Linked DNA regions of Homo sapiens: region 2 is linked to region 1. Evidence: chromatin loops called from intact Hi-C (ENCODE). Cell type or tissue: GM12878. All regions are shown on one strand. Each heading gives the region's core, and the rest is flanking DNA. Links, peaks and the distances in the headings are about the cores only.

Region 1 (15,532 bases), core at 2,612-10,611:
TCCTATCTTCTTCCCCCACTCCTGCCAGTTTCTCCTAGGAGCACTTCATAAATCACTTGCCCAGGAATCGTTGTCTTTGGTTTGCTGCTAAGCCAGTCCCCCTGTCCTGGGGATCAGCAGGCTATGGCAAAAGTAATGCCCAGAGGAAAAGCAGGCTGTGAGTGTGCAGCACTTTTGCTAGCTCATGCTTGGGAGGGCCTGGACCAGCATCCTTGCATGCCCTAAATCAACAATGCTCCAGACTTGCAGGTGGTCTGATTTTCAATAGGAAAGTATAACCTATTTTTTATTTTTTACATTTAAAAATTATTTTTAAACTTACTTGGAGATAGTAAGAGTCACTTTTTTTTTTTTTTTGAGACAGGATCTTGCTCTGTTGTCCAGGCTGGAGTGCAATGGCGTGATCACAGCTCACTGCAGCCTTAAGCAATGCTTCCACCTTAGCCTCCTGAGTAGCTGGAGTACCGATGCACACCACCATGCCCGACTAATTTATTTTTTTGTAGCGAAGCAGTCTCATTATTTTGCCCAGGGTGGTCTCGAACTCCTGGGCTCTAGAGATCCCAATCCTCCCACCTCAGCCTCCCAAAATGTTGGGATTAAAGGCAAGAGCCACTTCATGCAGCGGAGAGTCACTCTTTTTGGTGTGTAGTTCTAGGAGTCTTGAAAAATGCATAGAATCAGAAACCACAATCACAATCAAGATATAGAAGCAGATTCTGTCATGTGGCCAGGGCCCTCTGTAACCAAACCTTCCCTTCACCCTGATCCCCTGGCAACCACTGATCTGTTCTTCATCACCATAGTTGTGCCTTTTCCAGAATGCCATATAAATGAAATCACACAGTAGCTTTGGCTTCTTTTAGGTAACACGATACCTTTGAGATTCATCCACATTTTTGCACGTATCCATTGCTGGTCCTTGTGGACGTTTTCAGTAATCAAAATGGAGTCACTTATGTTGACCCCGAACAAAATGGAGCCCATGGGCCTTGAAGGAAGGGCTCTCGTGCACATATGCCTATGACTGGAATGATTGTAAGGACTCTCTGAAAACCACAACAATTTCAAAAATTTCAGATAAGCCTCTTGCACAAGAACACTTGACTAACAATGGCTGCCTTCACCAATGAGTGGATGCCAACTATTGCAGGAGGCCCCTGTAACCAATGGTCCTTGTTTCAAAGCAGCTTTTGTGAACTTTTCCTTTTGTCTATAAAAGGAAACTCCTTTGGATATGCCTGTGGTTCACCAGAGCATGCATATCGCTCCTGCTATTCCCAAATAAACTCTTTGTTTTAAGTAACACAATATATTTGAAGTTTATCCAAGTTTTTGTATGTATCAATTGCTTGTCCTGGAGGGCAACTGTTCTGGAGAGCAGGTCTCTCTCCTGTTTACTTAAGGTAGACATCCTTTTTTTTATTGCTGAATAGGGTTACATTGTATAGCTCGACTACAGTTTAACCATTCCTCAATGGGGAAACATTTGGGGTTTCCAGTTTTTCATGATTATAATTAAAGCTGATATGAACATTTTCATATGTTTTTTGGTTCAACATAGGCTTTTGTTTCACTTGAGTAAATGCCAAAGAGATTTCTGGGTAGTTTGTTAAGTGTATATTTATCTTTGTAAGGAACTGCCAAGTGTTTTCCGGAGAAGTTGAACTATTTGGCCTTCCCACCAGCAATGTGTGAGAGTTCTTATTGCTTGACATCCTCACCAGTGCTGTACAGTCAGGGTTTGTTTGCTTGTTTGTTTGGGTCTTTTTTTGGAGGGACTGGTTCTTAATTTCTTTCTTTCTTTTTTTTTTTTTTTTTTTTTTTTGAGACAGGGTCTTGCTCTATCGCCCAGGCTGGAGGGCAATGGTGCAATCTCGGCTCACTGTAACCTCCGCCTCCCAGGTTTAAGCAATTCTCCTGCCTCAGCCTCCTGAGTAGCTGGGATTACAGGTATGTGCCACCATGCCTGGCCAATTTCTTTGCATTTTGTTTAGTAGAGATGGGGTTTCACCATGTTGGCCAGGCTGGTCTCAAACTCCTGGCCCCAAGTGATCCACTTGCTTTGGCCTCCCAAAGTGCAGAGATTATAGGCATGAGCGATCATGCGTGGCCTGGTTCTTTATTTCAAAAAGACACTCATCAGTCTTCAGTATCAAAACAGTTGCACTATTGATTTCTTTTTCTCCCAGTTGTCGTCAAAGAGGCATCAAAGGAGAGTACATTGTAAGCCAATAAGCTGCAGTTTGTACGCCTAACAGACCTCCTAGAAACTTTACCAAAAAGTGGGGATTAGGTAGGGAAAGAAACTTTAAAAGATCAGCAACCTGCCAGCCTACAGACTGTGGAGAGCTCTCACAGCCAGAGGGGGTAGCCAGGGTGCCAGAAACCCAAAGAAGCAAAGTTTCAAAATAATATGACATTTAAAAAGTTTTGTACACAAGCTATTCAAGATTTCTCACTGACTGATACAAAGCACAATGACATGGCACTTTTAGAGACAGCAGCTTCAAACCCAGAAAAGGGTGATGAGATGAGTTTCATGTGGCTAAATCAGTGGCAAAAACATAATCTTCTTTCTTTCAAGGAGGCAGGAGAGCAATCAAGTGGTCACCTCAATGTAAGGGGCACATGATCCACTCTGTAAGCGGCTGGGAATGGGGTGGAGATGGGACAGAAATTTGGTCTCAGAGGTCTCACCGTCTTAATTTGGTCACTTCTTTTTTTTTTTTTTTTTTGTCCCAGATGGAGTCTTGCTGTGTCGCCCAGGCTGAAGTGCAGTGGCGCGATCTTGGCTCACTGCAACCTCCGCCTCCCAGGTTCAAGTGATTCTCCTGCCTCAGCCTCCTGAATAGCTGGGACTGCAGACGCCCACCACCATGCCTGGCTAATTTTTGTATTTTTAGTAGAGACAGGGTTTCACCATGTTGGCCAGGCTGGTCTTGAACTCCTGACCTCAAGTGATCCGCCTGCCTCAGCCTCCCAAAGTGCTGGGATTACAGGCGTGAGCCACTGCGCCTGGCTTAATTTGGTCACTTCTAATGAAAAAACAAAAAAGTAAAAATAACTTTGTCCAAAGATATCTTAAAGCTGAAAACCTGAACAGCACATTTTTTGTTGCTGTTGTTTTTGGGCTAACTCCTGGAATCACCTTTCTGGTTTGGCTGGTACTTTGTGCAAAGCTATGATTTCCCAGAGTGGAGTCTTTCCCCGGGCTCTGTTTGGTTCTCAGTAAGGCAGGCTCATACCTTTTTCCCTTTTTTCTAGAGAAAGCAATATACAGTAAGCTAAACAGTCACCTTCCAAAAGGGAGAAAGGGATTAGATTGCTGCTTCAGAGCTGTGGAACTATTTGGAATGTTTTACAAATGGTTGCTATAAAACAACAAAAAAGGTAATTACTAAATGTATACAACACAACATGCTTTTAAAGACATTATGTGTTGCACTCACATTCGCTTAAATGTTGTTCCCAAAGGTGCTCAGCCTCTAGCGCAGCTGGAATCTCTGGGAAGAGGCAGAGACAGTTTGGCAAAAAAGACACGTGGGGGAGGTAGGGGTGGTGAAAGGAGAAAGCAGCCTTCCAGTTAAAGATCAACCCTCAGTTAAAGGGCAGCTTTGGGCAGGCTGGCCTAGTTGGAGTTGGGGTCAGAGGGAGGAGCAGTGGCAAGGTGGGACTGGGGTGCTCTGCATCTCATTCAGTTAAGCAGGTCTGGTCTGGCATCCTTTGTGTACAGAGGTGCTCCTCCTTGGTGCATTTCAGTTTATCTTCCAAGTCATCAATTGTCTCTTCCAGCTTGGCTACCGATCTCTCGGCAAACTCAGCCCGGGTCTCTGCCTCCTTGCGTTTATCAGTAAGAATCTCAGTTGCTTCCTCATATCTGTCTTCTTTTTGAGAGTCCTTTTCTTCGGCAGCACTCAGCCACTTCAGGTTCTGGTCCATCGATCTGATCTGCTCCTCCATCTCTCAGCCACAGGACTCTGCCAGCTCAGGTTGTTCCTCTCTGCGTCCCAAGTTTCCTTCAACAACCACCAACTTATGAGCCGAGCCCCATCTTCATGCTTCCTACCTATCTTCTGCAATGTGCTTAGCTTCTTTGAGTTGGATTTCCTGGAGTTTCATCTTTTTTTTTTTTTTTTTGAGACAGAGTCTCCCTCTGTCACCCACTGGAGTGCAGTGGTGCAATCTCAGCTCACTGCAACCTTTGCCCTCTGGGTTCAAGTGATTCTCCTGCCTCAGCCTCCCGGGTAGCTGGGATTACAGGTGCGCACCACCATACCCGACTAATTTTTGTATTTTTAGTAGTTTTACCGTGTTGGCCAGGCTGGTCTTGAACTCCTGACCTCAGGTGATCCACCCACTTCGGCCTCCCAAAGTGCTAGGATTACAGGCATGAGCCATCGCGCCCAGCCTTTTCTTCATCTTTTAAGGCTCGATTTTCAATAACCTTCCTACCTCTCCCACTCTCAATCAGCAGCTTTTACCACTTCTTCCAGCTTTTGCAGAGCAGTGGCCAGGCACGCCTGAGCACTGTCCAGCTCCTTTTCAACCAGCTGGATCCTATGGTTCAAGGAGGCCACCTTGGCCTCAGCCTGTTCCGGGCCCACCTTGCTCCCTCTACTCCCCGCTGGAGGCGCTTAGCTCTCTCCTCTGCATCATCTGCCTGCTGCTGCTGAACCTGGCTCTTGCGCTTTACTGCCTTGATGGTGGCGATCCCAGCCACGGTGCCCACCCAGCCCCTGCTTGTGCTCCAGGTCCTGCCTCTCCACTCAGCACTGCAGCCGTTTCTCCTACTGTCAGTTTCCCCCCCCCCCACATTCCAATAGGTAGCCTCAGTTTTAAAAAATCAGGTCAGTTGGGTCATGCCATTTCTTTGCTTCCACTTTCCAATGGCTCATATCATGCTTAGAATAAAACCCGAATCCTTATGTGGCCCATAGGGTTGGCCAGCTCCTGACAGTCCCCCTGGCCTCTTCTACTCTCCCACTCCAGCTATCCTGGTATCCGTGCTGTTGCTCAGACATGCCCAGATGCCCCACCTTGAAGCCAGTGACCTTGCGGCTTCCTTATCTTGAATGCTTATTCCTCAGGTTTTCCCATGGGCCACCTCCAGAAAAGGTGGCATCTCAAAGCTATCTCTGCGGAAGGGTCTTTGCTCCCCATCCTGTGGCCTGGTTTTATTTTCTTCACATCTTTCATCAACATGTGAAATTATCTTAGCTATTTATTATTTTTAAAATGTATTGGATCTCATTAAAATGCGTGCTTTAATTGAAGTATAATATTAAGTGTATAGCTCAATGACTTTTTTTTTTTTTGAGAAAGAGAGTTTTGATTCTGTTGCCCAGGCTGAGATGCAATAGTGCAATCTCGGCTCACTGCAACCTCTGCCTCCCAGGATCAAGTGATCATCCTGCCTCAGCCTCCGAAGTAGCTGGAATTACAAGCATGTGCCACCACGCCCGGCTAATTTTTTGTATTTAGTAGAGATGGGGTTTCACCATGTTGTCAGTCTGGTTTCGAACTCCTGACATCAGGTGATCCACCTGCCTTGGCCTCCCAAAGTGCTAGGATTACAGGCGTGAGCCACCGCACCTGGCCTCTATGACTTTTTACACATGTGTGCTTGTAACCGTTCCCCATATCTGGACATAGAAGGTTCCCAGACACCCCAGAAAGCTCCCTCATGTCTCTTCTTCTCAAAGGTAGCCACTATTCTAATTTCTATTTGGTTTCTGTCATAGATGAGTTTTGCCTGCCTTTGAGCTTCATGTAAGTGGAATCGTGTAATTTGGACACTTTTTGCCTAAATTCTTTCATTCATCATTGTCTGTGAGATACAGCCACATTTTTGCATGTGGATAAATGCAACAGCAGTTTGTTCTTTTTATATTGCTGTTGCATGGAGTACTGCATAGCAATACCCCATTGCACAGCAGTGTTCCATTGTGTCAGTATAACACAATTCATTTATTCATTCTTCTGCTGGCCGACCATGGGTTGCTTCTGACTGGTTGCTGTTGAATAACACCGCTGTGAACATTTTTACACGTCTTTCCATGGAGAGATGCACTCATTTATTTTGGATATATGCCTGAGAGTAGAATTGCTAGATCATCGAGTAGGCATATGTTTATCAGCTATTTATTCTTTTACTTGTTTATATTTTTTTCTCTTCCTGGACTGTAAGTTCCATGAAGGTAGGAAACAAACTTGTCTTGTTCACTATTGTATTCCCAGTGTGTAGCACAGTGCCCAGCACATAGTAGCTGCTTAATAAATATTTGTTAAGTAAATGAACAAACTTAAGCTACTATCAGCTCCAAGTAAGTTATGACAAAGAACCCAGGACTAGCTACAAATCCTCCTGACATTCGCCCTTCGCAAGCTGATATTTGAGAGCCCAGCTGACTCAGAAGGAGGCAGAGCTGCAGGTGCTGGGTTATTCAGCATCCTGTTATTCTTTGAAGTGGCTCCCCCTCCCTCTCTTGGCCTGCATTGTCACAGCTTGAAATATTCTTTTGATTATGAGAACATTTCCCATTAAGTGTGCATCTCCAGCTTCCCCCCACCCCCCAGTATTTATGAGCTCATAACTCCAGAATCTGTCACAATCAGTGCTGCAAAAGTGTATCTGAATGTAATGAAATAATTTGATGAGAAACGTGGCGGGGAGACAGTTGGAATTTTCTCCTGCCTTACAAACCATCCCCAGGGGACAGGTGTATATAAATCAACACCTCCCTTAATTAAGTAAAACATTTTAGGGAAAAAAACAAATTAATTACCACTTCATGGCACCACCCCAGCCGATTACCCAAATGGTTCACATTCCATAAACCTCACTTGAATTCAGAACTAATTATCACTCTTTTGGTTGGTTTATGCTTCCCAATCTACAAAGATCTGTATTAAAAGTGGGTAGTGTGGTATGGCTTTTTCACTTTACTTTCAGGATGATGTAAGCTGTCAAAAGAATCAAGAATTAAGTCTTAAAAAAAAAAAAGAGCTGAAAATGCAGGGAACGTAGAATGTGGAACATTCAGGGTAGGAAATAAACATCACCTTGGGGTGTTGCTGGGATGGTGGGGAGAAGCCTATAGAGTGCAGGATGTGTGGGGTCTTGTCCTGGCTGAGTCCCTGACTTGCTGTGAAATGTTGGGCATGAACTGGACGTCTCTGGTCTCTTATCTGGGGACCATTGTCCATTACCTGCCTGGCCCCCAGGGGGAGCCCTTGCCTCCTGCCATGTGGTCCCAACAGGGAGTGAGAATCCTGACATCTCTGAGCCTCCATTGTCCAGCCTGGCCTGATGTCTTTCCTAATTATCCTTCCTGCTGGCTCTGGCCTCCCCCTTGCCCTGTGGGCCCGATCAGTTCTCATCTTTGATCCTGCAGGGCCCCGTGGCCAGGGTAGCTGCTAATAGCTTCTCCTATTCCCAGTCCGTTCAGCTGCCTTCTGAGTGGTTCACTCCCCCAGTGGAGCAGGCTGCGCAGGCCTGGCCTTGGCTCTTTTGGACTATGTGTGGGAGTGGGAGTCTCAATGGCATCAAGCACAGTTGGCCTTGGTAGCCCCCTCCAGCTGTAAGCCTTGTAAGTCCAGAGTCCAGTGCTGGCTAAGCCAAGGCCTAACCTTCCCTTGTTTCTGCCACTTGCCCCACTTGAGTGGGTGTGTACATTGTAAGCGCTCAGTCAGTTCTCAGTCACTATCTGAATGTTAACGAAAGACATGGATAACCAGAAAGAAACAATCCAACTCTTTAAAACATTTTTAAGGCATGAATTGCACATAGTACAGTGCATAAGTTATACATGTACAACTCAGTGAATCTTTACTTTGTGTACACCTGTGTAATTCCAACCCAGGTCAAGACACAGGTCATTCCACCTCCCTAAAAGTTTCCCTTCCAGTCAACGCTCCTCAAAAATAACCATTATCCTGACTTCTATCACCATAGATTGGTTTTGTCTGTTCTTGCATTTCATATAAATGGAATCATCTGGTATCTAGCTTTCTGTGTCTGGCTTGTTTTGCCCATTCACTGAGTCTATGAGATTCATTCTTATTGCGGATAGCAGTAATTATTGAACTCTTTTTTAGACTGAAGTTTTAAAAAGTGATTACTTGAGCGATTACTGATTGTTGGTATCTAGCTTGACAGTATGTTGTCCTTTTAAAAAATAACCACATACCAAGATATTTGTGGGCCTAATACTGTCATTACCATATGTACAAAAAGAATAATTTAGCTCCTGTGAGCACTCGAGTACATTCAAATTCCAAATGGAGCAGGGATGAATTTGATTAGGAAGGTGTCTGACTACAGCCCTTCCCTCTTGAGAACCTTCCAGGGCGTTTTCTTATTGCATTAACTCCCATTTGCTGAGTGCTGTGGTTTGAATATTTGTCCCCTGCAAAACTCATGTTGAAATTTAATCACCAATGTGGCAATATTGAGAGGTAGGGCCTTTAAGAGGTGATTGGGTCATGAGGGCTCTGCCCTTATGAATGGATTAATCTATTCATGGATTCATAGGTTAGTGGATTACTGGATTATCATGGGAGTAAAACTGGTGGCTTTATAAGAAGAGGAAGAGAGGGATGAGCGTGGTGGCTTGCATCTGTAATCCCAGCACTTTGAGAGGCCGAGGATAGAGGATTGCTTGAGCCCAGGAGTTTGAGACCAGCCTGGGCAGCATAGTGAGACTTCATCTCTAATTTTTTTAAAAAAGAAGAAGAAGAAGAGGAAGAAAGACTTAAGCTAGCACGCTCAGCCCCCTCACCATGTGTGATGCCCTACACTGCCTTGGGACACTGAAGAGAGTCTCCACCAGCCAGAAGCTTCTCAGTAGATGCAAGCCCTTAACCTTGGGCTACTCAGCTTCCACACTTGTAAGAAGTCAATCCCTTTTCTTTGCAAATTACTCTGTTTCAAGTACTCTGTGATAAGCAAGAGAAAACGAACTAAGACATTGGGTTGCTAGAGAGGTTTAGTATCTTTTCTTAGGGTCATTTATTACCTGTGTAACAGGTAGGTCCTGCTGGGACCCTTTCTGAGGACTCCAGGGAGGGCATGAGGAAGTTGGAGCCTGCTCCCTCCAGGTCATGTGTGAGAGGGTGGGAATAATCTGGGTACACCCTGCAGGTTGTCTCCAAAAGGGTCAGTCACCCCCAAACCCAGGGAACATCAGTGCTGGGGCAGGTGGGGGAAGAATCAGGGTCCACTGTCTCTTGGGCTAGACCCAGGCAATGTCTGTCCCCATGGAACCCTCAGCCCTAATCCCTGCCTTCAGCCCTGAGAGCTTGTTAGCAAGAGGCTCTGATCCAGCAGGTCTGGGGTGGATCCAGGAATCTGATATTTTAAAGCTCCCCAAGTGATTCCAGGGAGTGGTCTGGAGCCAGACTGCTTGCATTTGAATTCCAGCTCTGCCTGTTATCACTGTGACCTCAGCCAAGTAACTTTGCTTCTCTTGCCTTCATTTCCTCATTCGTACAATGGGGATTATAATCGTGCTGGAAGAATAAAATGAATCAATGCATTTATGCTTGAAAAGCACTTAGAAGAGTTCCTGGCACAGAGTAAGCACTCAAAAAGAGTTGGCCACCACCGCCATCATCATCATCATCACCATCCACGGCAGCACCAATGCTTTACCAACGCTTTCACTTTACACACTGAAACTGAGAACCACAGAGGGGTGTGGACATATCCAGAGTCACACAGCAAGACACAGGTGGTACAGGGACCAGAAGCCCAGCTCCCTTTCCCCTTGGGATTGTGTTCTCTCACCCACGTGGCTGGCTAGCCATCCTGCCCAATGTCCCAGTCACATGCTGGGGGACAGGGTGGGGAAGATAGTCTACAGAGTGGGGACTTTCTGAAGGATTATATTAGGTTGGTGCAAAAGTAATCACAGTTTTTGTTTTTGCCATTACTTTTAATGGCAAAAACTGTGATTACTTTTGCACCAACCTAATAGAACTGGAAGTGTTGGCATTTGCCTTTCGCCCACCATAGCAATTCTCTATCCTCCTCCTCACCCTTGAAGGGACCAGCCAGGCCCTCTTTCCCACTTTTGGAGTAAGAGGACGGGAATGACTTGAGTCACCTCTAGATTTCTAAAGTTAGGACAAATATCATATCGCCAATGATCAAATACCACCAATTCTACCTCCACAATGTCTTTTGTATCCAAGACCTCTGCCATACCTGAGGCCTGGCCGCCATCATCGCATGCACCTGGGCGGCTGCACCAGCCCCTCCCTGGCCTCCCTGCTGCCAATCTGGCTGCTTCAATTCACTCTACATACCACCCTCCTCACCACCCCTTGGAGGGATTGTTTAAACCCCCACCCCCCCTGCTATGTATGAGTGGATAAAAATGTGATATCTACATACAATGGAACATTATTCAGCCTTTTATTTTATTTTATTTTATTTTATTTTATTTTATTTTATTTGAGGCAGGGTCTTACTCTGACACCCAGGCTGGAGTGCAGTGGCATGATCCCAGCTCATTATAGCCTCAACCTCCTGGGCTGAGGTGGTCCTCCCACCTCAGCCTCCCGAGTAGCTGGGACTACAGGCATGCACCACCAAGCCCAACTAATTTTTTTTTTGTATTTTTTTGTAGAGACAGGGTTTTACCATATTGCTTAGGCTGGTCTCGAACTCCTGGGCTCAAGAAATCCTCCTAAAGTGCTGGAATTATAGGCATGAGCCCTCACACCTGGCCTCCTTTTTTTTTTTTTTTTTTAGTCAGGGTCTCACTCTGGCACCCAGACTGGTGTATAGTGGTGCAATCATAGCTCACTGCAGCCTCGACCTCCTGGGTTCAAATGATCCCCCCACCTCAGCCTCCCAAGTAGCTGGCACCACAGGTATGCACCACCACACCCAGCTAATTTTTTACTTTTTTGTAGAGATGGGGGTCTCACTATGTTGCCTAGGCTTGTCTCAAGCTCGAGACCTCAAATGATCCTTCTGCCTCAGCTTCCCAAAGTGCTAGGATTATAGGTGTGAGCTCATGCCTGACTATTCAGCCTGTAAAAAGAAAGAAATCCTGTCTTATGCCACAAGATGGATGAACCTTGAGGATATCACGCTAAGTGAATAAGCCAGCCACCTACATGAGGGACCTAAAGTAGTCGAACTCCTAGAAACAGAAAACAGAATGGTGGCTGCCCAGGACAGGGGAAACGGGAAGTTGTTCAAGGGGGAGAGAGTTTTAGTTTCGCAAGATGAAAAAGTTGTAGAGATCTGTTGCGCAAAAAGGTAAATACACTTAATGCTACTGAACCATACACTAAAAAATGGTTAAGATGGTAAATTTTATATGTTTTTTTCTTTTCTATTTTTTTTTTTTTTTTGCATTTTTAGCAGAGGTGAGGTTTCACCATGTTGGTCAGGCTGTCTTGAACTCCTGACCTCAGGTGATCCACCTGCCTTGGCCTCCCAAAGTTCTGCGATTACAGATGTAAGCCACCATGCCCAGCCTGTTTTTTTTTTTTTGTTGTTGTTGTTGTTTGTTTGTTTGTTTTTTGAGACAGAGTCTGGCTCTGTCACCCTGGCTGGAGTGCAGTCACAGGATCTTGGCTCACTGCAACCTCCACCTCCCAGGTGCAAGCGATTCTCATGCCTCAGCCTACCCAGTAGCTGGTATTACAGGCGTGCACCACCACGCCCGGCTAATTTTTTATATTTTTGGTATAGATGGGGTTTTGCCATGTTGGCCAGACTGGTCTCAAACTCCTGACCTCAGGTGATCCGCCCGCCTCAGCCTCCCAAAGTTCTGGGATTACAGGTGTGAGCCACTGTGCCCGGCCTGTTATATGTTTTTTACCACAATTAAAAAAAAAAAAAAACACCTCCAAGTCTCCCCATCACCTTTAGGGCGAACCCAGATCCCTTGCCTAGCTTTGGAGACCTTCTGCACTGTTGCCACCCTCCCACCAGGCACTTCAAGCTACCATGTCCTCAGCCCACAGAGCTCTTCAGCTTTTCCCCGACACGGCTCACATTTGCTCACCAGTGAGTTTCTCCCTGACAGCTTTCCATCTGGAATGTTCTTCCCTCAGCTTGTCAACCTTTTGAAATCCTCATTATCCTTCAAGAACCAGCTCAAATATATCCTCCTCTGTGAAACCTTCTTTTAACCCTCTCCTTCAGGAAGAATTAATGCCCAGAGTGTGTGCCCCTGCTTTTTTTTTCTTTTTGAGACAGGGTCTCACTCTGTTGCCCAGGCTGGAGGGCAGTGGTGTGATCACGGCTCACTGCAGCCTCAATCTCCAGGGCTCAAGTGATTCTCCCACCTCAGCTTCCCCAGAAGCTGGGACTACAGGAGTGCACCATCATGCTCGGCACATTTTTGTAAATTTTTTGGTATAGATGGGGCTTTGCCATGGTGTCCAGGCTGGTCTCAAACTCCTGGGCTCAAGAGATCTGTCCACCTCTGTCTCCCAAAGTGCTGGGATTATATGTATGAGCCATTGTGTCTGGCCCCCCGTACCTTTTTTTTTTTTGAGACGGAGTCTCGCTCTGTCTCCAGGCTGCAGTGCAGTGGCGATCTTGGCTCACTGCACCCTCTGACTCCCGAGTTCAAGCGATTCTCCTGCCTCAGCCCCGCAAGTAGCTGGGACTATAGGCGCGCAGCACCACACCCAGCTAATTTTTGTATTTTTAGTAGAGACAGGGTTTCACCATGTTGGCCATGATGGTCTCGATCTCTTGACCTCATGATCTAGCCACCACGGCCTTCCAAAGTGCTGGTATTATAGGCGTGAGCCACTGCGCCCAGCCCCTATAACTGTTCACATCACCACCACCACCACCACCACTGCCTCAGCTACCATTGAATGGGGGCTTTCTACACACTGAGTACCAGGCCAAACAAGCTGTATGCATCAGTGGCTCAGTTAATCTTCATGAAAACCCACACCGTCCTCATTTTACAGACGAGAAAACTGAGACTCAGATAGGGAATGTATCATGCCCAAGATCACACAGCTAGTAAGTTGTGGCACTGAGACTTAAATCTTCCTAATTCCAGAGAAAAGCATCTGACAACTCAGTTCTGCTCCCCCACACACCTGAGTAATTGCCTTGTCCGTATAATTATTTGTTTTTCTGCCTGCCCAATTAGGGGAGGGCTGTGCCTTAACCCTTCTGGCTCTGATGCCCCATGCCTGGCCCAGGGCCTGGCACAAAGCAGATGCTCATTTTGTGGGAGTTGTTTTGGACACCTTGGAGTAAATCAGTGCCAGTGCTAGCTCCTCTAATTTCACCACTTCTATTAACCCTCCAGGAATTGGCAGGTTGGTGATCACAAAAGAAACATTCCCCAGCCGATCAATAAATAATAATGTTGGAGAATTTAAAATAAGAATCTGGATTATTAAAGTTACAAATCTTTGGTCTTTATACCTTTAATAAAACATGCGTCTATTAATAATGAATACTGGTTCTGGCCTGCTTAGGCTGAAAGGGAGAAAAAATGACCAGTGAAAAGATGCTAATATTTTTTCTCCTTACTTGTTTTGGCTGCCAAGATGCTGCATCCCTGACAAATGGCTCATCATTTAAAAAGGTTTAAAAAGTTTAACTGCACGAAAGGGAAATTGAAGATGGGTTGTTCAGCCTTGTGGGCCCTCAGTGAGGAGAGATTGTTTCTTCTTGAGACATTCTCTCTCTGGTTTTGGTGGGCCCACCTTCTGCTGGTCCTTCTCCTTGACCTCTGGTTGTCTTTCTCAGGCTCCTCATTTTTTGGTCAAACTCTATCCTGGGTTCCCTCCCCTTCCCTCCCTTTCTCTCCCTTCCCCTCCCCTTCCCTTTCCACTTAACTCCCTTACCCTGAGTGACCTCATCCACTTCTGTGACCACCAGTCATCATCTTTTGCACGAAGGAAGTCACTCAGTAGGAGAGATGATCAGAGCGGTAAACAGGGGGTCAGACCATTTGGGGCCTTATAGGCCAGGGTGAACTTTGGCTTTAACTCCAAGAATCCTGGTGCCACTGGAGGCACAGAGGATGGCATGAAACAAATCTCTTTGGAGGCTGTCATTAAAATAGACTAAAGGGTGACAAGGGCAGAATTAGGAAAACCAGTTAGGAGAATATTGCCGTAATCCAGGCAAGAGGTGATGGTAGTTTGGAATAGAGTGGAAGCAGTGAGGAGCTGAGGTTGGATACAGGATATATTTTATTTTTTTAAATTTTAATAGAGACAGAATCTCACTCTGTCACTCAGGCTGGAGTGCAGTGGCACGATCCTGGCTCACTGCAGCCTTGAACTCCTGGGCTCAAGTGATCCTCCCACCTCAGCCTCCCCAGTAGTTGGGACTACAAGTATGTGCCACCGTCCCCAGCTCCAGGATATATTTTAAAGGTAGAGGTGATAGGATTTGCTGAGGGATTGGAGTGGGGTGTGAAAAAAAAAAGGGAGAGGGTTGTCTCCAGGGTTTTTGGTCTGAGCAACTAAAAGATGAGTGTTTTCATTTTCTGAGATGAGGAGGCCTGTGGGTAGAGAAGCTTTGATGATAAGGAGTTGAGTCTTGGATGTGTGTTGTCTGAGATACCTGTTGGATATCTAAGAAGAGACATCAGATTGACAATTGGACATATGGGTCTAGAGTTCAGGAGAAAGGTCCAGGTTAGAGGTATAAATTTAGGCATCATGATCATAGATGTGGTATTTAAAGTCATGAAGCTAGATGAGATTGCCAGTGGAGGTGTATGGCAGAGTGTGAAAAAGGACTGGACTCATGACTTTCCTATGTTTTAAGGTTGGAGAGATGAGGAAGAATCAACAAAGAAGAATGTGAAGAGGCCAGTGAGCTAGGAGTAAAACTAAGAAAGTAAAGGATCCTAGAAGTCAAACGAAGAAAGAGTTTCAAGAGGGGGAATGTCATTATGTATGTCAAGTACGGAAAATGGGTTAAATAAGGTAAGGACTGAGGACTGACCATTGGATCTAGCAACATGGAGGTCATTGGTGATCTTGATGAGGGCATTTAACCTCACTTTGGGCCACTTGATGGTGAAGGTAAAAAGGAAAGCCAGTAGATTCCATAACTCTCATTATTGTCCAGAAGGAAATCTACCAGTTGTTCAAGACACCCCAACTTGTCCTGGGAGCTTGTCATTTGAGTTCTTCAAAGGAGGCATTGAATAATACAGCTGACTCTTGCACAACACAGGTTTGAACTGCATGGGCCCTCTTATATGTGGATTTTTTTTCTACCAAATGCAGATTGAAAATACAATATTCACAGGATGCCAAGTATGCATATATGCAGGGCTGACTTTTCCTATGCGGGTTCCTCAGGGTTGACTTCAGGACATGAGTTTGTGTGGATTTTGGTGTGCGCAAGGGAGGGAAAGTATCCTGGAACCAATTTCCCACATCTACTGAGGGATGACTGCATAATGAATATTGTCAGCAAGAGTTTTATAGCAGAGCCATAGGTCAACGTTTTACTCCCAGGATATAAGCGGTGCTGTGGGAAGCATGGAGTGGGAGAGATTGTCATGTT
Region 2 (15,532 bases), core at 4,870-12,869, 110 kb after region 1:
AGTCTGGTGCCATATCACTTTGCTGCCTTTTGTCAGCAGCATAGTGCTTAATACCCACTGTTTCCCTGTGTTTCTGCCCAGTAGAAGGTTCCCTGGATGTGCCAGGCTGTATCATGACTTTGTTTTGACTACAGATAGTCCCTGGTTTACAGTTTGACTTACTGATTTTTTGACTTTATGTTGGTTACAAAAGTGATATGCATTCAGTAGAAACGGTACTTGGACTACTCATACAGCTAGTCTGTTTTCACTTTCAGTAAAGTATTCAATAAATTATGTGAGATATTCAACACTGTATTATAAAATAGGCTTTGTGTTAGTTGATTTTGCTCACCTGAAGGCTAGTGTTAATGTTCTGCGCATATTCAAGGTAGGCTAAACTAAACTAGGGTGTTTGGTAAGTTAGGTGTATTAAATGCATTTTCCCAGCCTGGGCAACATAGACTTCATCTCTTTTTTAAAACAAACAAACAAACAAAATAAAAAAAAAAACTAGCTCGCATAATGGGGCATTCCTGTAGTCTCAGCAGCTACTTGGGAGGCTGGGGTGGGAAGATCGCTTGAGCCTAGGAGGTTGAGGCTGTAGTAAGCCTTGATTGTGTTACTATACTCCAGCTTAGGCATCAGAACGAGACCTTGTCTCAAAAAAAAAAAAAAAAAAAAAAAGGCATTTCGACTTACAGTATTTTCAGCTTACAAGGGGCTTATTGGGATGTAACCCTGTTGTAAATTGAGCAGCATCTGTATTTCCCCTAAGTAGAAATCCCCTTATCTTCTTATCCCCTTTACCTGACAGACTCCTGTTTATCTTTCATATCAATTCCAATGCCACTTCCTCAGGGAAGCTTTCCCTGATCACTACAGAAGCAGAATTAATTTTGATCAAATAAAATACAGGATTTATAGCAGGCCCTTTGACTTCTAGGACTGCTGTAGTTGTACTCTAGTGCTGTGTCACACCCAAATCCTCTCTCATTCATTGGATCGAGACAGTATAGGCCAGGGGATAGTGTGCTACTTATCTCTATTTCCCTTGTGTCTCTGAAATAGGCTTGGCACAAATAGTACTTACAAAATGAATGATGGAAATGTGTATGCATTGATACTTATAGTATAGTTTGGTGTTGAGTGCTACAGATGAAATATGACAGTGCGCTTTAAAGAAGAGGCTTAATTTGGGGGTGACTAAAATAAAAAATTATTGACTTGAGGGTCTCTGTTTTGCAAGAATACATAATTAGCTTAAATAAGCAGCAAAAGGTTAGTTTTAATTATGTAGCTTCTGTTAATATTAAGTGTTTTTTGTCTGTTTTACCTCAATTTGAACAGATTAAGTTTGCGTGCATGCTGGACATGCCTCAGAACACATGAGTAGCCCGTACTAGATCTTGGGAACGTGGATCTTAGAGTCACTTTGGAATAAGTTCTTATATAAATACCCCCAGCCTTTTGAGAACGGGGCTTGTTAAAGGACGCGTATGTAGGGCCAGTACCTACTGGCAGTTGGATTCAGGGAAATGGGATTGACTTGGCCTTTGGTCCTTTGGTCATAATTTTAAAATATGGGAGTAGAAAACAACAAAGAATGGAATGGATGCTTAAAACAATGAAAGAGCATTTATCATTTGTCTCTTGAATGTAGAGTTTGTTTTTGATTTCATAATTCTGCGGGTAAACGTGACAGTTAAAGTGGTGGATTATGTATATGTATTATAATTTAGAAATTCCATTTTATAATTTTACTATTCCAAGGTGAAATAATGCATTTAAATTTGGGATTTGGGTGGAGTATTATGTTTAACTGGAGTTGTTGTCAAGTATGAATCCCTCAGGGAAAAAAAATTCTGTTTTAAAAAGCAGTCTGATTCTTAGCTCTTGAAACTATTGTTACTTAAATTTCCAATAATTAAAAATTAAAAATTTTAAAATTAGAATTGCCAATACTTTGACCTTTGAGAAGGGTTTCTTAGAAATACATTTAGTAATGTCCCCAAGACATTAGTCTTACATTTAAACTTTTTTCTTTAAAACATGGTATTGGTTGTTAACCTTTACACAGTTCTGAGTACTGTTAATATCTGGAAAGTATCTTGAGATATCAGTGGAAAGCTAAACAGTCTAAATTTAACATGAAATACTTCTTTATGATTCAGAAAATAAAATCAGATTTTTTCAAAGTCAAAAAAAGAAATGTGACAAAGTGCTCTGGAAATTTACTGGAATTCTTGAGAGAGAACTAACTGGAAGAAATCTTGGAAGCTTCTAGAAGCTGGTAGCATTTGAGCTTGTCCTTAAAGATTCAGGAGTTCAGTTGGCAGAGATGGTGGGAAGAACATTCTAGATGGAAGGAATGGTAGGAGTAAAAGTAATGAGGAAGTACGGAAGCCAGGCCCTACCTACTAATCCACCTGTCCCCCTTATTCAGAATTTCTGCCAAATGTGTGCTAAATCTCTGTGGGCCAGCCTAAAGGATATTTACTTTTCTTCCTATTCTTTCCTTCCCTTCTTCCTACCTCTTTTGTCCTTTTTGCCTTTTATTTTTTGTTTCTTCTCAATATTTCCCCCTTTTTTTTTAAATCTCCCCCTTTCTCCAGTCCTTCATAAAAAAACAAAAAAGCAAAAAACTTTATTTACCTTTCTCTACCTACTTCTTTTTTGCACTTTTCCTAGGTAACCCAAGAAATCCAAGTCTTTGGGTGGAGATGTGAATCAGCCATACAATGTTTAACTCCAAATAACACCTCCCCTTGTGAAGCTGAGAAGTAATTGAGGCATAATTGCTTCTCATCTGTCTCTTGTGTTTTATTGGCATAGACTTTTTTTTTTTTAACCTCCCACAGTGCTGGGGGTGTCATTATCATTTTATTTTTCGTAGTTGTCAAAATGTCAATTTTAATGAGAAATTTCTGCAGATAGGTTTGCCCTTGAGTGGTAGGAGCCTTCAGGCAAAGCCAGGGCTAGATGAGTCAGGAATGTTCATGGATCTGTTTTCTCATGCATACAGGTGTATAGGCCACACAGAGGCAGACACCTACTTTTCCCCATCCCTACAGGCTCAATGCTTTGCAACATGTGCACACACACACACACACACAATTGATGTGCATGTATGTCCTCTCTTCTATACACAAAGTATCTCCCTTACACTTTCAAGCCATCTATTCCTCCTCCTCCCGTATGTGCACACATTTACCCTCTTACACCCCTGTCCCACTGTCTTCTACCCAGATACCCAGAATTGTGTGTGCTACCAAAGTATCTGCAAGCCTAACTCAGACACCACACTGTTCACTCCCTTACATCTGCGCACAAGTCCTCCCCTCCACACATGCCCACATAATCTCTGCCCGTGCCAGATGCCACACACCGAGTACCACAGCATCCTCCACATTTCTTTATACCCAGGTGCTGTCACCACCACCCCTTAGGTTTCTGTATCTTCATAACAGACATTTTAGTTTCAGACTAGTTTTGAAAGGAAATGTTCTTTGCTGACAGCCAAGCTAGCAGACTGTTAGGAAGTTGGAACCATTTATGATAGATCCTTTGGATTCAGGCCGCTAGTATAATGATGGGGGTAGGGGAGGACTGGATCAGACAATAGTGGGCTACCTCTGAATGTTACTGTTTATGACCCAAGGTGAGTTTGAACCTGAGTTCACTGCTATTGGAAGGTGATCCCCATACTTAGCACAAGAAAGCCAAAGCTACTGCATGTGTTCCAAATCAGAATCTCTGGGGTCAGGCATAGAAACTGATGTTTTTAATGAATTCCTTGAGTCCTTCTGTTGTGTAGCCAGGTTGGGAAACACTTATCTAGAGAAAGAACTAGAAGTAAAAAGATATGCATTATCTTCTGATACCACCTTGGACAAGTTTCTTTTCTGGACATCAGCTTTCTCCACTGAAATATTAAAAACCTATACTCATAAAGGACCCTTTCAGTTCTAAAATTTCATGCTGCTTTATGATGAGTTTAGTCTGGGATCTTTTTCTACCTCATAGTGTCCGTTCTCTGGGTCTGCCTGGGGCGGGGCATTTTAGGGCATTTGGCCAGAGGCCAGCGAGGCAGCCCAGGCCCTGACCTTCTGCCAGAAGCACTGACACAGCTCCTAATTAGAAATGGATCAATATGGGCCTGTAGCCAGGCCTGGGGAGCCTGGGAGGAGGCTGGAGCAGTGCTCCTAGGTAGGGAGAATGATTACCGTGAAATGGATCTGGTTACACTTGTCAATACAACAGTTCTGCTGGTGTAGCCCACCTCCCCTGGGGACCAGCAGGCAGGGCTACCCTGAACAAACGGGGAAATGGTTAACTTGTATCCCTATTTGATGTGTTTTCCTCACCTTTATAAACTCTTACCTAATGTGATGCTAGGTACATCGTATAGGCCCCCTCTTCAGATGGAAAAATCACTTATTGAATACCTACTAAGTGTTAAATACTGAGCCTCATTGTGTTTATTTCTCCTTGCAACCTACTGGCATAGGAAGGAAAGGAAACTGAAGCTCAGAAAAGTCAAAATGAAGTGACTTGGCTGCCCATTGTCATATAGCATAATCTCTATTGTACTATGCTATTAATACATTTCTGAGCATTTGCAACACCGATTCCAATCTGATGAACTGTTTTCTACCAGGGCCCTCTCTTACTTACCCTTCTACAGACTGAACGGGAGCTCAGGCTGTCTCCCTGGAGCTGTTCAAAGACTGGAGGAAATTCTTTAAAACCTGTGGTAAGGCAGGTGCAGGGGGTGGAGAGGGATGCTCTGCTTGCTTTTACTTTCTCTTGCTTTCTCATCTCCTTTCCAAGTTCCCTAAGGGGTGAGCAGGCTCTAATGGGAGAGATCAATCATCATTTGGGATCAATGGGAAGGTTTTCTCCTCTACGGAGTGCAGAGTCAGGTTTCTGAACTGGCCTTGTGCAAGGAGAGGGAAGGGATTCATAACTGGATGCATTGGAGAACCTGCAGGCTTAACATGCTCAGCAGCCAGTGTGGTCAGACCAAATTCCTCCTATAGTTGGTCATTCAACAGATACTTGTTGAGTGTCTCCTGTGTGTCAGGGCTTGTGCTAGTGCTAGGGATTCTTAGATGACCTCACAATCTAGCATCAGAGTCAGACAAAGATACAAACCACAGTATAATGTATGTTCCTTGATAGAAGAGTTTATAAGGAATTCTGAGATTCCAAAGGCATGAATGGGGGTTCTCCTAGGGGATGTAATTATGATCTGTGTTTTGAAGGAAGAATGAAGGGTAAGAGTTAAGCCAGGAAGGGCACTCCAGACCAGGGAACCAGCACAAACAAAAGCATAAAGATGTGTCCAGGAATTACTGGTAAAGGGGTGGGCATTAGAGCAGTACCTAACGTGTAGCAAAACAGATGGACTGCTCTGAGCCCTTATCCTTTGCCAGATTTAAGGTTGTAGTAGTAGCCATTGGATGGCAGTAATGCAGGTGCAGCAGGTAGGGAGGAGAAGATTGATTTATTAGCAAGTACCAACTGAAACTTATTTCTAGACTTCTGTGGGGGAGAAGGGAGGAAGCCTGAAGAGCAGCAGTCCTCTGTCCTCTGGGCCAGACCTGCAGAGGTGTTGTGGTTCTTGGCATTGGTTTGAAAGTTCGTCTGGCCCAGGCAAATAACCTTGCTTCTCTCATGGCAAAATCTTCTGCTTCACACAGCCTGCCCCTCCTTTCTGTGTTCTTTTACAGAAAGAAATTAATGGAATCTGTTCAAAATACCCCTGAAATGAAATTACATTTTTAACTCTAATTACCCTAATTAAAACTTGACAGCCGTAATCCTGGAATGGAAGATATGCTAAGTACCCCTTGCCTGTGACAAGCTCACTTACCCAGATGGAATGTTGTTCTGTTCTGGGTTTAGAAGAAAATTTCTTTTGGTGTTTGTTTTGTTTTTTCCATTAGCAATTTAGTCTTCCACCCCACAAATGCCCCAAGGTAGGATAGCTGTACTTGTGGACTACAGGTTTGCCCAGGACCCCTAATCTCAATAGAGGTTCCTTTGCATCCGGAGATGGAGCTCCTAATGATCCTTACTACATACCTTTGAGTTTTTTCTTCAGTTGAGGTTGAACTGCAGCCTTTCCCTCAGTGAAATCACCTGCCTTGGGGAACCAAGGATCTGTACTTGTTAGAAGGCTGTCTTCTGGTCTAGGGCTAAATACGGATTGGGGGTCAGTTTAGGGCTAGTATTTAGGATACAGTTTGAGCCCAGGGACAAGGAGGTCTAAAAATAGGATCCCTCGGCCGGGCGCAGTGGCTCACGCCTGTAATCCCACCACTTCAGGAGGTCGAGGCGGGTGGATCACTTGAGGTCAGGAGTTCAAGAGCAGCCTGGCCAAGTTGGTGAAACCCTGTCTTTACTAAAAATATTTTAAAAATTAGCCAGGCCTGGTGGTGGGCACCTGTAATCCCGGCTACTCGGGAGACTAAGGCAGGAGAATTGCTTGAACCCGAGAGGTGGAGGTTGCAGTGAGTCGAGATCATGCATCTTGCACTCCAGCCTGGGCGACACAGCGAGACTCTGTCTCAAAAGAAAAAAAAAAAGGATCCTTCTGCTCTTCACATAGCTCCAGTTCCTTTAACTCAGCACAGGTGAGAGCAACCTAGTGAGATGCCTGGTCTTGGCCTCTGCTTTAAGTGGTTACCTGGCCAGACCCGAAAACATGATGGGATGGGAGGTAGGGGCAAGCCCATAAAGCAGACTGAAGGATTCTTTGATGCTGTGGGTCGTCTCACATTTCTGCTAGAACCGAAGATCCCCATGTTCTAGTAATCTACTCAGCTTAGAAGCCTGTTCAGTAGGCAGACACTGGGTGCTCTGTTAGGTACTGCAAGGGACACAGAGTTGAGTAAGACACAGTCCCTGCTCTTGAGAAACTTAGAATTCTGGGGGAGTGGGGAGGTAGTGGTGGGTGAGGGACAACCATACACATACAAATTATGTAAGACAGAGCAAGCTTTATTCGGTAGATAGGAAGCTTGGCCGGGCGCGGTGGCTCACGCCTGTAATCCCAGCACTTTGGGAGGCCGAGGCGGGCGGATCACGAGGTCAGGAGATCGAGACCATCCCGGCTAAAACGGTGAAACCCCGTCTCTACTAAAAATACAAAAAATTAGCCGGGCGTAGTGGTGGGCGCCTGTAGTCCCAGCTACTTGGGAGGCTGAGGCAGGAGAATGGCGTGAACCCGGGAGGCGGAGCTTGCAGTGAGCCGAGATCCCGCCACTGCATTCCAGCCTGGGCAACAGAGCAAGACTCTGTCTCAAAAAAAAAGGAAGCTTGAGTGCCCACTGTGTACCAGGTTCTGAAAATAGTGTATAGACATATGAAACACAGTTCCTGTTTTTCAAGAACTCCCAGTAAATTAGATAGGCATGTGAAGGTTCACCGTAACACATGTAAGTGGAGGATGTGCTGGACAGATTACCTGGGAAGGAGGCTAGTCAGGGAACATGAGGAAGGATTAACTCCCATGGGGGTGAGGGGAGGAATCATTGGCAAAGACTTCTCCCAGGTGTTGGCATTTGGACTTGTCTCTGAGTAGATAATATTGGCAAAGGGATGGAGAAAGTCATTGAGGATGTTAGGGAACAGCATGAGGAATGGTAGAAGCTGCCAAATTACAACTCAGTGTGATTGGAGTGCAGTGTGCAGGAAAAGGATGTGGTAGAGGATGAATAAGGGTAGAGTTTAAACCATCCTGTAGGCAAAGGGGATCCACTGAGGTTACAGGACTGTGGTAGGAATAATGGATTAGTCAACAGGTGATTGGAGACAGATTAGTTAGAACATGTCAGCAAACTGGTGGGGCAAATCTAGCCCATTGCCTCTTTTGTAAAGTTTTACTGGAACACAGCCACACTCATTTGTTCATCCATGATTGCTTTTGCACTACAGTGGCAGAGTTGAATACCACGCAGACTATGGTAGCCCACAAAGCCTAATTACTATCTGATCCTATACAGAAAAAGTTTGCTGACCTGTAAGAAAGAAGGTAGTTATGCAAGTTCTGTAAGAGAAGATAAATGTCAGAACTAGGCCTGAAATGGATTGCAGGTGTTTGAAGAAGGGACATGATTTAGTAGAGAACACCTGTCCTACCTACCGCTCAAAACTATAAAAATCAAATTTGCTGAAAGTCATTGTCTTTTTCTTTTTTTTTTTTAATTAGTTTATTTTTTTTGAGACAGAGTCTCACTCAGTCACCCAGGCTGGAGTGCAGTGGTGCAATCTTGGCTCACTGCAACCTCCGCCTCCGGGGTTCAAGCGATTCTTGTGCCTCAGCTTCCCAAGTAGCTGGGATTACAGGCGTGCACCACCACGCCTGGCTAATTTTTGTATTGTTAGTAGAGATGGGGTTTTGCCATGTTGGCCAGGCTGGTCTTGAACTCCTGACCTCAAGTGATCTACCTGCCTGGACCTCCCAAAGTGCTGGGATTTACAGGCATGAGCCACTGTGCCAGGCTGAAAGTCACCGTCTTAGTCCATTTTGTGCTGCTGTAACAGAATACCATAGACTGAGTCATTTACAAACAATAGAAGTTTGTTTGGCTCATGCTTCTGGAGGCTGGGAAGTCCAAGATCAAGGGGCCGCCCGCATCTGGTGAGGGCCACGTTGCTGCATAAAAACCTGGCAGAAGGCATCACATGGTGAGAGAGAGTGGGAGGGCTGAACTCACTTTTATAATAAACCCACTCTCAAGATAGCAGACACTTTCCTGCAGTAATGACATTAATCCATTCATGAAGGCAGAGCCCTCATGCACTAATGTTGCCTCTCAGAGTCCCCTGTCTCAACATTGTTGCTTTGGGGATTAAGTTTCCAACACATGAGCTTTAGGAGACACATTCAAACCATAGCAGTCATGGCCATAAAAGGATACTTGATACACAGGCAAGTCCTGATTTGCCTTTATTAGCTGCGTGACCTTGGGCCAGTCACTTAACTCAGAAGTTCGGGTGAATATAATAAGTAGAATATGGTGAGTAGAATAAAGAAAAGACTCATCAGTCAGATCTTCCTCAGGAGACGGAACTCTTTTTAAAAAATTTGTTCTTTTAAATTTTTTTATTATTAAAAAAATTTTTTTTAATTTGTTCTTTTAAGTTTTTTTATTATTAAAAAAAAATTTTTTTTTAAATAGAGACGGGTCTTGCTCTGTTGCCCAGGCTGGTCCTCAACTCCTGGCCTCCCAAAGTGATCCTTCCACCTTGGCCTCCCAAAGTGCTGGGATTACAGGCATGAGCCACCACACTCAGCCTTCTCTTTCTTTCCTTTTTTCTTTCTTTCTTTCTTTCTTTTTTTTTTTTTTTAATAAAGACAATGTCTCACTTGGCTGCCCATGCTGGTCTCGAACTCCTGGGCTCAGGTGGTCTCCTGTCTCGGCCTGCCAAACTGCTGGGTTTATAGATGGGAGCCACCATGCACAGCCTGGACAAAGCTCTTATTCTCTTCTCTATACCTTATACCTCACCCCTAGTTTTTAAGTTTGAGGGCCCTCTAGTGGAAAAGACAGATACCGTAGAAAATCTGGATCATAGTATGAGTTGAGAAGTTGGGGATGGGTAGGCAGAAGGTTTTGATCACTCAAAGCAGCTGATGTTGTGGGTGGAGGGGCTTATGATACTTTGAGACACCCTATACCTTTCCCCTCCATAACTGTTGACACTTGTTCTGGCCAGTTTGAACTTGTTTCTGCCCCTCAACTGCCAGAGCACATAAGGCCCCTACGAAACTAAAGGCTGGCTTTATCCCTCAGTCACCTTTACCAAACAGAAACTTTGTAAGTGCCACTTGATGTCCCTATGTGCCTCTCCCTGCCACTCTACTGAGCCTCCTATGCCTCACTTCCTTTTTCCTTCAGCACTGTGCATCTGCCCTGAAGGACGGAAAAAGTACCATCTAGGGAGACCACAGTGGTGAGTTTTAAGCTCATTTCTGCCTTCAGCTTCCTATGTGACCAAAGGCAATTCATTTCATGTCTCTGGCCCTTCTGTAGGCTCCAGTGCAGATTATCTTCAGCCACTTTTTGGGACTTGGGATTTCTTCTCTAAGCCTCCAGCTTCATAGCATAGCATTTTTTCCCCCAAAGTTCCCCTCTCTTTTCAATCTAGAATATTAGTATATGCTCAAAGATCATTTGCTTGAAATTCACTACCTTCACCTGTGAGGAGAGTAGTCGTATCTGTTTTTATTGGTAGAGTTCCAGGAACTGGCAGTCAGTCTGACTGCTAGAGTGGAACAGACCCCGTCAGCAAGGCATGATGTCTCCAGGATGGGCTGTGTAGTTCAGTACAGACAAACTTTTGGCCCTGGGAATCCAAGATACAGTAGAGGAAGAAGGGCCAGGCACTAGTCTAGGCAGTTTACGTAATTTTTTCCCCTCATTTATCTTCACTATTCTGAGGTAGGTGATTTAATCACCATTTTACAAATGTGAGGACTTAAGTTTTAGAGAGTATCATTTGGTAGACAGTGACTGACTCATTGTGGATACAGGAAAACAACTGAATATTTCTTGCTCCCAAGTAGGGAAGAGTGGTAGAAGAGACAGGCAAGTGAACGGTGGTCAAAGCACCAAGGATACCCAGTTTTGGTGGGAGAGCCATGGCTTAAACCTAGGTCTATCTGCTAATTGTTTCTACTATATGCTGCCTTCCTTACAGAGGGGTGGAGAGAGCAGCAAACCCAAGTGGACATCCAGGCTGGCAAGCAGTCTCTGGACAATGGCCATTGGTGGGGAGGCCTGTCCTTGGATTTTGAGTTGGGCTTTAGTTCGAGGGGGTGGGGGTCTGAAGTCTTAAGCGGGTGACTAAGGCAGGGGCTCTCATGTGGAGCTAACCCCATTTATAGAATAAAGCACCTAATTTTGTGCACTCTAGAAAGTGAAGCCTTATGGTCAGCACTGATCATATGCTGGAGTATCACAAGAGCCCCACAGTCAGTCTATGGTATAATAGGGCCAGAACCAGTCTCCTTATTCCCAATCAGGCCACCTCTCACCTCACTCAGACTTAATACAGTATAGAATAACTTTGGAGGGGACCTCAGTGTGGAGGCTGGAACTGCAAATTTCAAGCTTACATATCAGTTTTTGAATAGGTATTCAAAAACCAATGACAGGCTGGGTGTGGTGGCTCACGCCTGTAATCCCAGCACTTTGGGAGTCCAAGGCGGGCGGATCACCTGAGATTATCAGGAGTTCGAGACCAGCCTGGCCAACATGGTCTGAGTGAGGTGAGAGGTGGCCTGATTGGGAATAAGGAGACTGGTTCTGGCCCTGCCACTGACTTCCCTCTGTGACTTTGGACAGATTCCCCTCCCTGCTCTGGTCTTACCTCCCTTTTTATAAAATGGTTGAGCCCTTCCAACTCTGGTCTCATCAGGGGCATGAAAGCCATTTTCTACACAGTCTCAGTTGCACAGAGCAGTGTCTGGTCGGAGCTTTGGTGTGTTGGTTACTGATTATAAAGCTTTAGATTCTCACTTCCAGCTCAAGAGGGGGAAGGGGAACCATCCAACTGTCTCATTAGCATGGAGAAAAGAAAACAGTAATTACTCGTGCCTCCCTTGATAATTCCTGCAGGGTTGGATCTTCTAGGGAAGGAGGAGGGGAAAACTAGAGATAGCTTCAGCTGAGAAAGGAGAAATGCTGTTAGCTGCCCAGAAAATGCAGAGGCAAGAATGATTGTCTTGCACATCTGTTGTATTCTGTGGACGTTCCTCCAGGCAGCTTGGAGACTGCCTAGATTGAGTTTCATCTATTTATGGCATGCATTATGTTCTCATACGTGAACATGGGTTGGGCTCAAGACCCCTAATGTCACCTGTCATTAAGAAACCAGCTGTCCTCTAGGGCCTACTTTTTGATACACTGGGCATCCTGACACCTGTCTTTGTTTGGGAGTATGGGAGGGTTTTACTGACCCATTTTGTGTCCTGGCTGCATTTTTTATTATGTTGTGAGGTCATTTTTTTTACCCCCACAGCAACACAGCCAGTAGTTTTATTATGCCTGGGCATAGGCAACCATACAGTAGAGCCAGTCACAAGAGTCAAGGTCAGGTATCCTTGTGAGGGGAGGAGTCTGGGAGAACTGCAAGACCATGGGGTTTAGTAAAGGCTGGGATAAGCAAGCCTTACAGAAGGGTTGAGGCAGTTTTGAGGCTGAGGGGTTAGGGGGAGCTGGAACCCAACTGTCAAATAGATTGGCAAGTTGGCTTGTGGGACAAGGGCTATTTGCCCTGTGCCTTTGCCCTGTGCCAGTCTTTTACTCCCTGTGTGTGGTCGGTTGTGAGCCCTGAAGTGCTGACTCTAGCAGAAATGCGTTGGAGGCTGCCTTCAGGGGAGCCCTGCCTGAGGGAGCCTGGAGCCATTAGGCTGAGATTATCTCCCGTGGCTGCTCACTGGTGCCTTGGTTGCCACCCCAGAGGCCTAGAGAACGCAGCTTCCCTTTCTCTTCCTCTCTCCTGAGGAAGATAACCCTTCAGCAACACGTCTCTCTCTCTCTCTCTTTTTTTTTTTTAAGACAATCTCAGTCTGTTGCCCAGGCTGGAGTGCAGTAGTGCAAACACAGCTCACTGCATCCTCCGCTGCCCGGGTTCAAGTTTTTCTGCCTCAGCCTCTGGAGTAGCTGGGACTACAGGCATGCACCACCACACCACACCCAGCTAATTTTTGTATTTTTAGTAGAGACGGAGTTTAGCCGTGTTAGCTAGGCTGGTGTCGAACTCCTGACCTCAGGTGATCCGCCCACCTCAGCTTCCCAAAGTGCTGGGATAACAGGCGTGAGCCACCTCACCTGGCCCAACACCTTTCGGTCAGTCTTCCTGCAGGCCCTGGAGCTTGCTTATTCTAAACAACAAGAGTTCTGTAGGGACATGCTATTTTAAAAAAAAAAAAAAAAATTGTTTTACAAATGTAGGAGATTATTTCCTCTGTTAAAATCGTCTTCGGTCCCCAGGGAATGCTCCCTTTCTCTTGTCCCAGACCGTTTGCTTGATTCCCCACCCTTTGATGTCCACACCCAGGCTTCCCATAATTTTCACTCTTCATTCACTTCCTGGCTCCTTTCCCTAGCTTCCAGCAGTAGATTCCTGGTTGTTTTTTTTTTTTTTTTTTTTTTGTGGGGGGTGGGGATAAGGAAGGTTTTTCAACAAAGCTTTCATGATGGGGAGCTACTGGAGAAAGGTCCAGAGGATGTCAGTAACCCCTTAGCCACAAGGAACGATATACTCCCAAGGCTTGTTAGCCTGGAGTAATGCTGGTAGAGGAGGAAGCTGTGACAAGAGGAAGAACCTGCTTGTCTTCTGACCTCTGCAGGCTTCAGCTTAAACCTGGCAGAGGTTGGGCTGGGGCAGGGCAATAGTGAGGGCTGAGGGTTGGAGCCCTGAGCAACTTGTCGATAAGTGTTTCACTTTACCTCCTATTGACACATTTAGTTTGGAGTTTGGACAAGCAAACTCCCTTCATTTAACATTTACAAAGAGGAATTCCTGCTGCTTCTCTTTTAAATAAAAGTCCTTGGTTCTGGTATCGGAAGGAAAAAGATCTTTTCCAAAGTCTAGACCTCAGACATTTTATTTATTTATTTATTTATTTATTTATTTATTTATTTATTTATTGAGGCGGAGTCTCGCTCTGTCGCCCATGCTGGAGTGCAGTGGCGTGTTCTCGGCTCACTGCAAGCTCCGCCTCCCGGGTTCACGCCATTCTCCTGCCTCAGCCTCCTGAGTAGCTGGGACTACAGGCGCCCGCCAGCCATGCCCAGCTAATTTTTTTTTTTTTGTATTTTTAGTAGAGACGGGGTTTCACCGTGTTAGCCAGGATGGTCTCTATCTCCTGATCTCGTGATCCGCCCGCCTTGGCCTCTAAACCTGAGACATTTTAAACCTGCTCAGGTGTCTCCTTCCTTACCTGTTCTCCCTTCACCCCTTTCCCATCCTCTTTTCTCTGCTCCCTGCCTTTGCACTCCTTACATCTCCCTTGACTTGTGAAAACAAGAATGGGAAAAGGACACCTTAAGCCAACAGATTAGTAGATATTCGGTTGATATTCATACTGGGGCTGAGACTCTGAATATGGAGCTTGAGATTTTGGACTTCTAGTCCTCAGAATAAGAGTTGCCGGGCAGGTTTTGTTTATTCCTTTATTTACTCACAGATACTTAGGCTGACACAGAGCCTGGCAGGTAGTTCGTAAGACCCTAATCCTACATGACCCAAGACCCATATGACAGTTCATAAGACCCTAATCCTGCCATAAGGTCACAATCTTACGGAGAAGACATAGCAGCAGTGAGCACACAACCCCCACTCCCTCCACATCCCCCGTTCAATGATTGAATTTTGAGGTTAGAAAGAACTTTAGTTTTTCTGGTCTTCTTTCATGTTGCTGTGTAATAAGTAAGGCAGATCATGAGAGTACACAGGCTCTGGAGTAAAGTAAAGCAGACCTGGGTTCAAATGCTAGCTTTGTTGCTTACTAGCTGTTTGACCTTGAATGGCACACTTAGCCTCACCTGTCTTCAGTTACCTTGGTTGTAAAATGGACATGTCATCACCTACTTCACAGGGTATCATAAGGATTAACAGTTTAACACCCAGCCGTGTGCCTGAGGCATAGTAGCAGCCCATGTCTTTCTGTCACCTTGCATCAAGGCCTGGCTTAAATCTTTGCTTCTTCTGTGAAGCTTCTGAGACAAACCCAGGTCAGACTGATTTGTTTCTTCACTTCCACAATACATAACATTCTTTGAACTGTTAGATCCTGCCTATTATTAGTAATTTTTTGTGGGACATCATAGTCCCATCCTGAATGCCAAGTGCCTAAGGATAAGGACTGTTCTCAATCATCTGTGCATCCTCCATAACCCCTTATTCAGAGCTGTTTACACAGCAAAGCCAACCAGTACAGCTAGTATCAGGAAATATTTTTTGACTAATTAGATAGAAGGTTCATGTATGTACTCTGTTATTCAGCTTACAAGAAGAACCATAAAAGACCTGGCTGGGACTCTCCCATCCTAACTCTGCCCTTTTCCTCACCTGTTACCACATTGATAAAAACATGTGATTATAAAATCCTTGTGTTGGCAGTATAGGAATTCCCATTTTGCAGATGGGGAATCTGAGATGCAGATTAGAACTCAGGTCTCTTATTGGGAGGTAGATCCAGACTAAGTAGGAGGAATAGAAACAGAAATCTTATAACTGGCTGGGCGTGGTGGCTCACACCTGTGATCCCAGCACTTTGGGAGGCCAAGGCAAGCAGATAACTTGAGGTCAGGAGACTAGCCTGGCCAACATGGTGAAACTCCGTCTCCACTAAAAACACAAAAATTAGCCAGACGTGGTGGCACGTGCCTGTAATCCTAGCTACTTGAGTGGCTGAGACAGGAGAATCGCTTGAAACCAGGAGGCGGAGGTTGCAGTGAGCTGAGATTGCACTACTGCACTCCAGCCTGGGCAACAGAGCAAGACCCTATCTTAAAAAAAAAAAAAAAGA

What was found. Peaks named below come from ENCODE experiments on the same cell type or tissue, not always from the same donor. Only the 100,000 strongest peaks of a DNase experiment are listed, where the experiment ranks them.
Region 2: a loop joins it to region 1, with 2.7 times the contacts of the local background. A loop is called at or near these places in 4 of 110 quality-filtered maps.

Annotation. Positions count from the first base shown.
Region 1 is chr20:33,908,634-33,924,165 of GRCh38, forward strand. It overlaps the pseudogene TPM3P2. Among named protein-coding and RNA genes, the nearest start is that of RALY, 78 kb to the right of the region's middle. RefSeq lists a silencer at 11,465-11,664. In GM12878, for the core only: CTCF peaks have their summits at 6,484 and 7,226 (motif pointing right); a DNase peak (open chromatin) is centred at 9,736.
Region 2 is chr20:34,012,771-34,028,302 of GRCh38, forward strand. All of the region lies in intron 1 of RALY (RALY heterogeneous nuclear ribonucleoprotein), which reads left to right. Among named protein-coding and RNA genes, the nearest start is that of RALY-AS1, 26 kb to the left of the region's middle. RefSeq lists a silencer at 12,293-12,587. In GM12878, for the core only: a CTCF peak has its summit at 9,521 (motif pointing left); a DNase peak (open chromatin) is centred at 9,841; H3K27ac peaks cover 1,301 bases.